2 separate regions of the Homo sapiens genome follow, and region 2 is linked to region 1. The links are chromatin loops, found by intact Hi-C in ENCODE. Cell type or tissue: endothelial cell of umbilical vein. All regions are shown on one strand. Region 1 overlaps C1orf21 (chromosome 1 open reading frame 21). Region 2 overlaps COLGALT2 (collagen beta(1-O)galactosyltransferase 2).

Region 1 (4,000 bases):
TACCTATTAGGACATTTCTTACAGATCGTTCTAGAGTACAGTTCAGGACAAAGAAGAAGGGAAATGGTAAAGCTTTATCTCCCTCTAGCAGGAGTCCCAGCCTGTGGCTACAGTGAGATCTCCTCAGGGATCCCTTTTGTCCAGATGGCCTGGAGGGCCAGTGGGCGGATCCTCGCAGAGGTAATTGGCATAAGGCACCATATTGTGCCAGGGAAATTATTTTTCCTGCCAGAAGCTTGTTTAGCTAAGTCAGAAGAATGCCTCTGTGTTGGAGGGGAGCCTTCCTCACTCGGAACTTCTGATTTAGTTACGCCTCCCACCCCACCTCCAGTCCTCCTCCCCCAACTCCTTGCCCCGCTCCTGAGAGTAAAGCCAGAAAGTGAGTTTCACCAAAAGAAAAAAAATGGGGGCACAAGGCTGCTCTGGCCCAAGGGTCTGGGTAAAGAAGGTAACAGGTGTTTGTGCATATGTGTGTGACAGTGTGTGTGTGTGTATGTATGTGTGAGGGTGTGTGGGGGTGTGTGTGCTATTCCCACATCACAGCACAGTTTTACAGAAGAGTGGACTTTGGAGAAGATCCTTCCATGACAGAAGCAGCAGCATCTGGCTGTGAACATACATCAGTGACCTTAGCTTGGGATCTGAGGGGCTGCCTCAGTGTAGACATTGGCAGCAGCTCACAGGGGCCTCTGCCTACCACCAATGGTTTCTTGGGTGTCAGAGGTCTGGCAGAAGATGCCAGTCCCTGAGATTTCCCAGGAATAACTTAGGGACCTCAAAATGGAGGGGAGATGTCTGGTTCCACGCAGCTGATAAGAGGCAGAAAACTGATTTATTTGTTTATTCATTCATTCCATACAAATGAAAATGAGGGCTAGTTATAGGCTAGATATTGTTCTAGGTGCTGAGCAGGAAAAATGGCAAAAACTTATGCCCTGACAGAGCTGCCACTCCAGTGAAGGCAAAGGGAAATGGGAAATGAGCAAAAACTAACTAGTATCAAGTCAGGTGGTGAGAAGTATGAGGAGGAAATTACAACAGAATAATAGAGACTGGGGGCTGATAGAGGCTACTCTAGCCAGCTGGATAAAGGGCTGTCTCTGGAATCAGAGAAATGTGTATATTCTTGTTACACACATGTGCATGCACTTTTGAACTATAAACAATAGAAAGCTTAAATTTTTACTTCTATTTTCAAGAATCTTCCAACCATCAAATTAAAAGAACCCTATCATATACCAATAAGTTGTAAGAAATTTTTAAGAGACTGTCCCTAATTTTTATTTACTTAGATTTTATTCTGTAAATTAGAAAACAAAGGATAGGTCATAAAGTTTACAAACATTTGTTATACAGATTTCCTTGAATTGGTGTTTGTTTTATTCACTGAATGAATGAATGAGGCACTATAAGCCAGTTAAGAGATGGGGTTAAAACCATCACTTATTTTTTTAAAGGCACTAAACTACGTCAATTTTATTGTTTGGCTATACAAACATTTATTTGCTACTGAAAACTGAAATAACACAGCAAAATTTCCTTTTATTGTAATTCAAATTTTTGGAAACCAAAATATCCAATTAATTACTATGCTCTAGCCAAACCACCCAATAGTTTCTTTACCTTCTTTCTCCATACCTTACTCTGCTTCAAATTCTTGACATTGGGTTTCATCTCACTGATTTGAGGATTCTAAAACACAGGGGAATGCCTGAGACCTACTGGTGCTTCCTTGGGTTATATCAAAAAGTAGAACTGAAGTATTATTGAAGTCACTCAAATACATTCAAACTATATAGATCCCTTACAAATTACTGGTATCAAGGTAGGAAGGAAAAGATACAAGAAGAAAAAGACATCACAGAACTCATTACAGGTTATCAAAATTATTGGTATACAGTCTGTCTCAGAATAAAGTAGCCTTCTCAACCTGCTGCATAAAATTACAAGCAAGAAAGGAAGTATAGGAATAAGGTTTATGACTGAACTGGCTCTGTGCCATAATTCTCCATTGTGGCATTGTCAGAAGGATCCCATTAATGCAGAAACTGCTGGAATGGTTCACGTTTTGATTTATTCTTAACTCCCTTAAGCCTAGTGTCTGTTACTTCTCTTTCAAGCCGAGAAAATCAGTTGAGCAAGATGTAACTGAGTTTTACCATCTTTTCTTTCTGAACAAATAACAACAATGACCTTGTTCCTCTCCTCCTGTGTGGCATGCCATCTCTGATGTCCTGGAAGATCTTTTCTCTTCTACTCTGCCATTGGGGTAGACCTTCTGGTAGAGGGGAAAGGGACCAGGGTTGAGAGTCAAGTTATGCTTTGTGATGAGTCCATTGGTAATCTAGCTACAGCTCTAAGCTGCTCCTGGATCTTTGGGTCTCAGCAGAACATGATGCTGACTCACAAATTGCTACAAGGTAGCCTGGAAAAAAGTCTATAGCCCAGAAGGAGCCTGAAAACCTGAACTCCAACAAACGGTGCCCAAAGAGCCAACCATTCACTCATTAACTTGACTTCTAAGCCTATTTCTGTAAAACGGGAATAAGAACCTTAACCATCAGATTGTAAAGACAAGGTAAGATAGTCCATTCAGTGTTTACGGCACAGAACCAGGAAAAACAGTAAGCAGGCACTCACTTTTGTAGGTTAAAAAGAAAAATAGAATGAAACTTATGTGTGAGTTCTAAATTAGTTTAAAAATCATTTAAAGACAACCTATGAAATAACTTCTTTGCCTAGGATTATTAATGGAAATCCAGCAGATATTCTCAAGAAAAAAATGGAATTAGTTTCTCCCCCCCTTGGACTTACGAATAAACAGTGTTAGAACTAAATGGTTTTTTTCCTATTCTAAAATCAAAAAAAATACACCATCCCTCATCCTCGTGTCTGTGACAAGTCGTACCCAGATTGTATTAAGAATTGAAAAACCATCCTCATTAGACTTGAGGGCCCTGTAGACATGCACAGCAGACATTTATTGAGCACCTATTATGACCACCAGGAGTAGACCAAGAGCTTTAGATGGATTCTCTGAGTCCTTCTTAACCAATATGCCAGAATTCATGGAAATAACTTCATTGTTGAGCAGACATGTCTCTTCTCTAGGCCAAATGACAAAAATGTACATTTTGCTTGGTATAAATACCAAATATGTTGTTGCTGTTGTTTTTCTTATAACCAAAGCAATATTTCATTGTAGAAAATAAATCATCTGTTATCCTACCAATTGAGTGCCATTAAAATTTGGAATGTTTCCTATGTCATTTTTTTCTCTCTCTGCTGTTTATCTACAAAATTGGAATTATGTAATCATTCTTTGAGCAAATGCTTTTTTGGTGGTTTATACTATCTCATTATATGGATAAGCCATTAATTACTCATCCGGGTAATACTGGGAAATTTGGTTATTCCCTTTTTTTCACCATGACAAATAAAGCTGTAGTAACCATCTTTGTACATCTCTTTGATTTCCCTCTTCCTAGGAAAATAATTATTAATTTGAACATGACCATCTTTTGGGCTTGCAATATCTTCATCCAGAAAGGTTGTGGCTATTTACACTCTCAGCAGCAGTATATGAATATGAGTGCCTGACTCCTCTACTTTTGTCAGAAATGACAGTGTGATTTTAAAAACACACAAAAAAGTTTACAAAAAAGTTGCCAATTTCTTAGGAAAAAAAGTATCTGATTGTTTTCTTAAATCTGCATTTTTAAACTATATACTATAAGGTTATTCTTCTACCTTCCTTCCATACAGGCTATTTTCTTTGTTCTGCAAATTATCTATTCCTATCCTTTGCCCATTTAAAAATCTGTGTTAGGGATATCCTTCTTGTCTGACAAAAACACTTTCTATGTTAAAAGTATTAATTTTTTTTCCTGTAATATTTGTTGCAGTTACTATGGTATTGCAACAGTATTCCTGGGCAGTATTTATCTTTTAAATGTTTACTGTACTATTTCATGTAAAAAGTTTCAAATTTGTGTATGCA
Region 2 (4,000 bases), 570 kb after region 1:
TGAAAGATGATAATGGGCTTTTGAATTGACTGTTAACTGGTCAATCAGCAAATTTTACCATCAGGAAAAATTTAGAGATGCCATTTAGGGATGAAATTGATTGGTTGCTTGAATTTCTAGAATCAAATATTTATTTTTACATCACATATACCCAGGCTTCAGGTGTGTCGTGTCTATGATTGTTTCTGGGATGAAATGGGGCATACTGAGGAGGGATGTTGAGGAAGTATAAACATTAATTTTGTTGGTGAGGAATTTTTCATGAGAAGTGAGTTTTTCTGATTTCTTAGTTCATTGGGAAGAATTGCAACTAAGTGACTTGGTATGAATAGGATCTAGGAAAAGGCTTTTTGTGGGAGGAATCCCCAGACCCCCAATCCATATTCACGTCTTTAACCATATCCATATCTAGTTTCCACCCAGAAAAAGGATTCCAGATCTTTAGACAGAATTCTACCCAGTAACCAAGAAAGAAGAATCAATTGGCATATTTTGCTGAGTGGCTGAGCATGTCTCTGCCTTTGGCACGTCTGCTGCTGGGGAGGCTTTCCTTGAGACTGGACACAGAGGTGGCGGGACTCGATGATATGACCTTTCTTGAAAATGAATTACAGTAGTTGCTTTCATTAGTGGAATTTTATTTTTAGGTGGAGCTGTTTATTTTCTACACCAGTGAGTCTTCTTTGCTCAATGAAAACAAGAAGCATCTGAGAGGGTAGTTCAGTGTTTGAAGTCTCGAATTGGAAAATTTACCTTTGCCAACTCACTAGTCATGGTGAGGATTGTCCAGGTGGTGACTAAGTTTGTTGTTCATTCCACTGCCATTCCCTTGAGCCTCTGGGGAATGTATTTTGCAGGTTCTCAGGCAGCAAGATCAATAGATCAGTCGTTGTCCAGTGTTGCCATCCTGCTACTCCACCAATCGCAGACCTCTTCTATAGTGACAGAGGTCTTAGACTTTCTCGGGTGTGGCAGGGAAGCTGAGGACATTCCCTGAGTCTCAGTACAGATGGAAGTGATCAGAAGTACCGTGTCCTGGCCGGGTGCGGTGGCTCATGCCTGTAATCCCAGCACTTTGGGAGGTTGAGGCGGGTGGATCACCTGAGGATCAGGAGTTCGAAACCAGCCTGACAAACATGGTGAAACCCCATCTCTACTAAAAATACAAAATTAGCTGGGCATGGTGGCGCATGCCTGTAATCCCAGCTACTTAGAAGGCTAAGGCAGGGCAATCACTTGAACCCGGGAGGTGGAGGTTGCAGTGAGCTGAGATTGTGCCATTGCACTCCAGCCTGGGCAACAAGAGTGAAACTCCATCTCAAAAATAAAATAAAATAAAGGAGTACTGTGTCCTCAGTTTCCGTGTCCCACCTGCTGAGAGATCCAGTCTTCATCTTTAATATGATTCCAGTGGCCCCATGCTTACCAATATGAGTTTAGCCCTAACAACCTCAGTAGGACTTGTCAAAATAAATGAGTCAGTTCTAATTATTTCTAGTTGGCTCTGAGTCTTAAGAGGCAAGACTTAGAAATGAAAACTAACTTCTGGAACAAGGAGAAATGTCAATGTTTTTAGACATTGCCAGATAAATCTCAATTTTTTTTTCCACAGCCAAGCAGTAAAGCGTCTCATCCTGCAGACATGTTGACTTCTTGGTCTGCTCTTTGTGCTCCCTTCCATGTAGCGGTGACAGTGCACCTGTTGACCTGGGAGCATCATCAGCCAAGGGGATCCCTACATGTGCTGTGATCACATCTCCAATACGTGTTTCCCTTAGTCCTAATTCAATTTTGAATCTGAGACTCATGGGCTTTTGCTAACTTGCACAGCTGGAGAAGAGGAAGAAGGGGAAATAGGAACCAAAAGCAGAATCAGAGGGAAAGCAGATGGGCAGCATTAGGGTAAGAGGTGGCCAGTGTGGATGTGGCACCTGTTTCTACCAGCACTCCCTTTTCAGGTACTAGCTCCAAAGAAAGCAGGCCAGGACTCATGGACAGAGAGGTGGCCAACCATGAGCACTGAAGCTGTCTCAGGGCCACAGCTCCCCTAAAAGTGGAAGGGAGAGACCTTGGTGGCTGGCGGGTACCAGGGCTCCTTAGAGGTAAAGGAAAGTTATTGTCCCAACATGACCTTCAAAGAAAATTAAAAACAGCTCAAGAGCTGAGCTCTCCTTGCTGTCTTTTTGTCGTTGTTGTTTTTCTTTTGAGACAGAATCTCACTCTCTCACCCAGGCTGGAGTGCAGTGGCACGATCTCAGCTCACTGCAGTCTCCGCCTCCCGGGTACAAGCAATTTTCCTGCCTCAGCTTCCCAAGTAGCTGGGACTACAGGCACACACCACCACGCCTGGTTAATTTTTGTATTTTTAGTAGAGACGGGGTTTCACCATGTTGGCTGGGCTGGCCTTGAACTCCTGACCTCAGGTGATCCGCCTCACCCTCCCAAAGTGCTGGGATTACAGGCGTGAGCCACTGTGTCCAGCCTTTCCTTGGTGTCTTATCCTGAGTCAGAGATCTGGGGAAGAGAGAGTGAGTGGAGGTGTTGATTTAGGTGTGAATCCACTCTAGTTGGAGAATTGAGGCAAAGACTGAGCCGTATGAGCCTCCCGGAAACATGGTCACCCAGCCAGCCCATATTTGTGTTTTCACAATCTGTGGTTTTCCAGTTTGATTACTGACTGTCAATTACTTGCAGATCACCTCTCCAGATGTCCAGCTGTCCTTGCACATCATTTGTTTTCTTCAAGGAATCCATTAGTGATGTCTGCGATTTTTCTGGGTGCCTTTTCTGGTCTGGTTGGGAGGAGGGTAACAGATTCGAGGCAGTACTCATTTTCCAAGGAGCCTTCAGACTGAGAGAGGGGCCACTGTGCCTCAGCTCCTCCTGAGGGGCCTCACACATTCTGGGTTCTCAGCTTCCTAGCTTCATGGAAAAATCCACCTCAGCCGCAGAGGTTTTTGTGTCTAGATGCTTGTGGAGTGCTGCAGCAGGACAAGCACTGCGCTGTTGCTGCCTTGTGCTACAGGGCTCTGAAAATAGAACCGTTAGCACCAGCCTCGGGTTTCCTCCAGAAAGCTTGCATATGGGCCTTTGGTATCTCTCTCTGTCCAACCCTCTGAATAGCCCAGGGCCTGTGTTGCTTTCATTATTATGCATTCAAATGGAAATATACTTTTGTCAGAGCGATTACAAGGCAGTAGTTAGAAGTGTCTGCCTGGATTTCTGTGTTTTTGCCTTTTTTGACATTGGGGAGGAGGAGCAGGGAAACTTAGTCTTAAGCGGGGACCACCAGGCTTCCTCGGTGGGCTGGTGTGGCCCTCACTGCTCTTCCTCCTCTTCCTCCTCTGGGAATGAGTGTAGGAGAGATTGGCCCTGCACTTCAAAGACCAGGATTCATGCACCTCTCTCCAACCACAACTGGAGGACGTGTTCATTTCCTCAGAAGCCTGAGAACAAACAGAATCTTAATTCAGGGAAGTAACACTACAGACAGTTTTTTAACTCAATAAAGAGAATATTTGAAATCTGTGCATCTGTTTTTAATTAGACATCTGTACCTCTGCATACTCCAGGCAGCTAATTTCTAAGGATGTTCATCAGGAGTGGATGCTTAGGCAGGTTTTGGAGTTGTTTAATCTGTACACCAGGAAAACACATTTCGTACGATAAGACCAACTTTGTCAAAAGGATTAGGAAATGCATTGATGTAGAGAAGGCAAAGAGAATTTAAGAAGTCCTGTGTAATGAAGAAACAACAACCAAGGAAAGAAGTAGATGCTGTATAAATTACCTAGACTATTTTTTTTAAGAGATGGGGTCTCACTATGTTGCCCAGGCTGGAGTGCAGTGACTATTCACAGGCATAGTTGTACTCACTGCAGCCTGGAACTCCTGGGCTCAAGTGATCCTCCTGCCTCAGTCTGTCAGGTAGCTAGGACTAAGGGTGTGTGCCACTGCACCTGGCAAATTCTCTTATGCCGTTTATAAATAATTTAAGAAT

Evidence for each region. A loop is a pair of places that touch in the nucleus more often than their neighbours do. Peaks named below come from ENCODE experiments on the same cell type or tissue, not always from the same donor. Only the 100,000 strongest peaks of a DNase experiment are listed, where the experiment ranks them.
Region 2: it touches region 1 in a loop (2.2-fold over the local background); 1 of 110 quality-filtered maps calls a loop at or near these places.

The regions. Positions count from the first base shown.
Region 1 is chr1:184,552,042-184,556,041 of GRCh38, reverse strand. The region is part of intron 3 of C1orf21 (chromosome 1 open reading frame 21); the gene reads right to left. Among named protein-coding and RNA genes, the nearest start is that of C1orf21, 170 kb to the right of the region's middle. In endothelial cell of umbilical vein, no CTCF peak of the experiment used is centred here; a DNase peak (open chromatin) is centred at 1,991.
Region 2 is chr1:183,982,610-183,986,609 of GRCh38, reverse strand. The region is part of intron 1 of COLGALT2 (collagen beta(1-O)galactosyltransferase 2); the gene reads left to right. Among named protein-coding and RNA genes, the nearest start is that of COLGALT2, 53 kb to the left of the region's middle. In endothelial cell of umbilical vein, no CTCF peak of the experiment used is centred here; no DNase peak of the experiment used is centred here.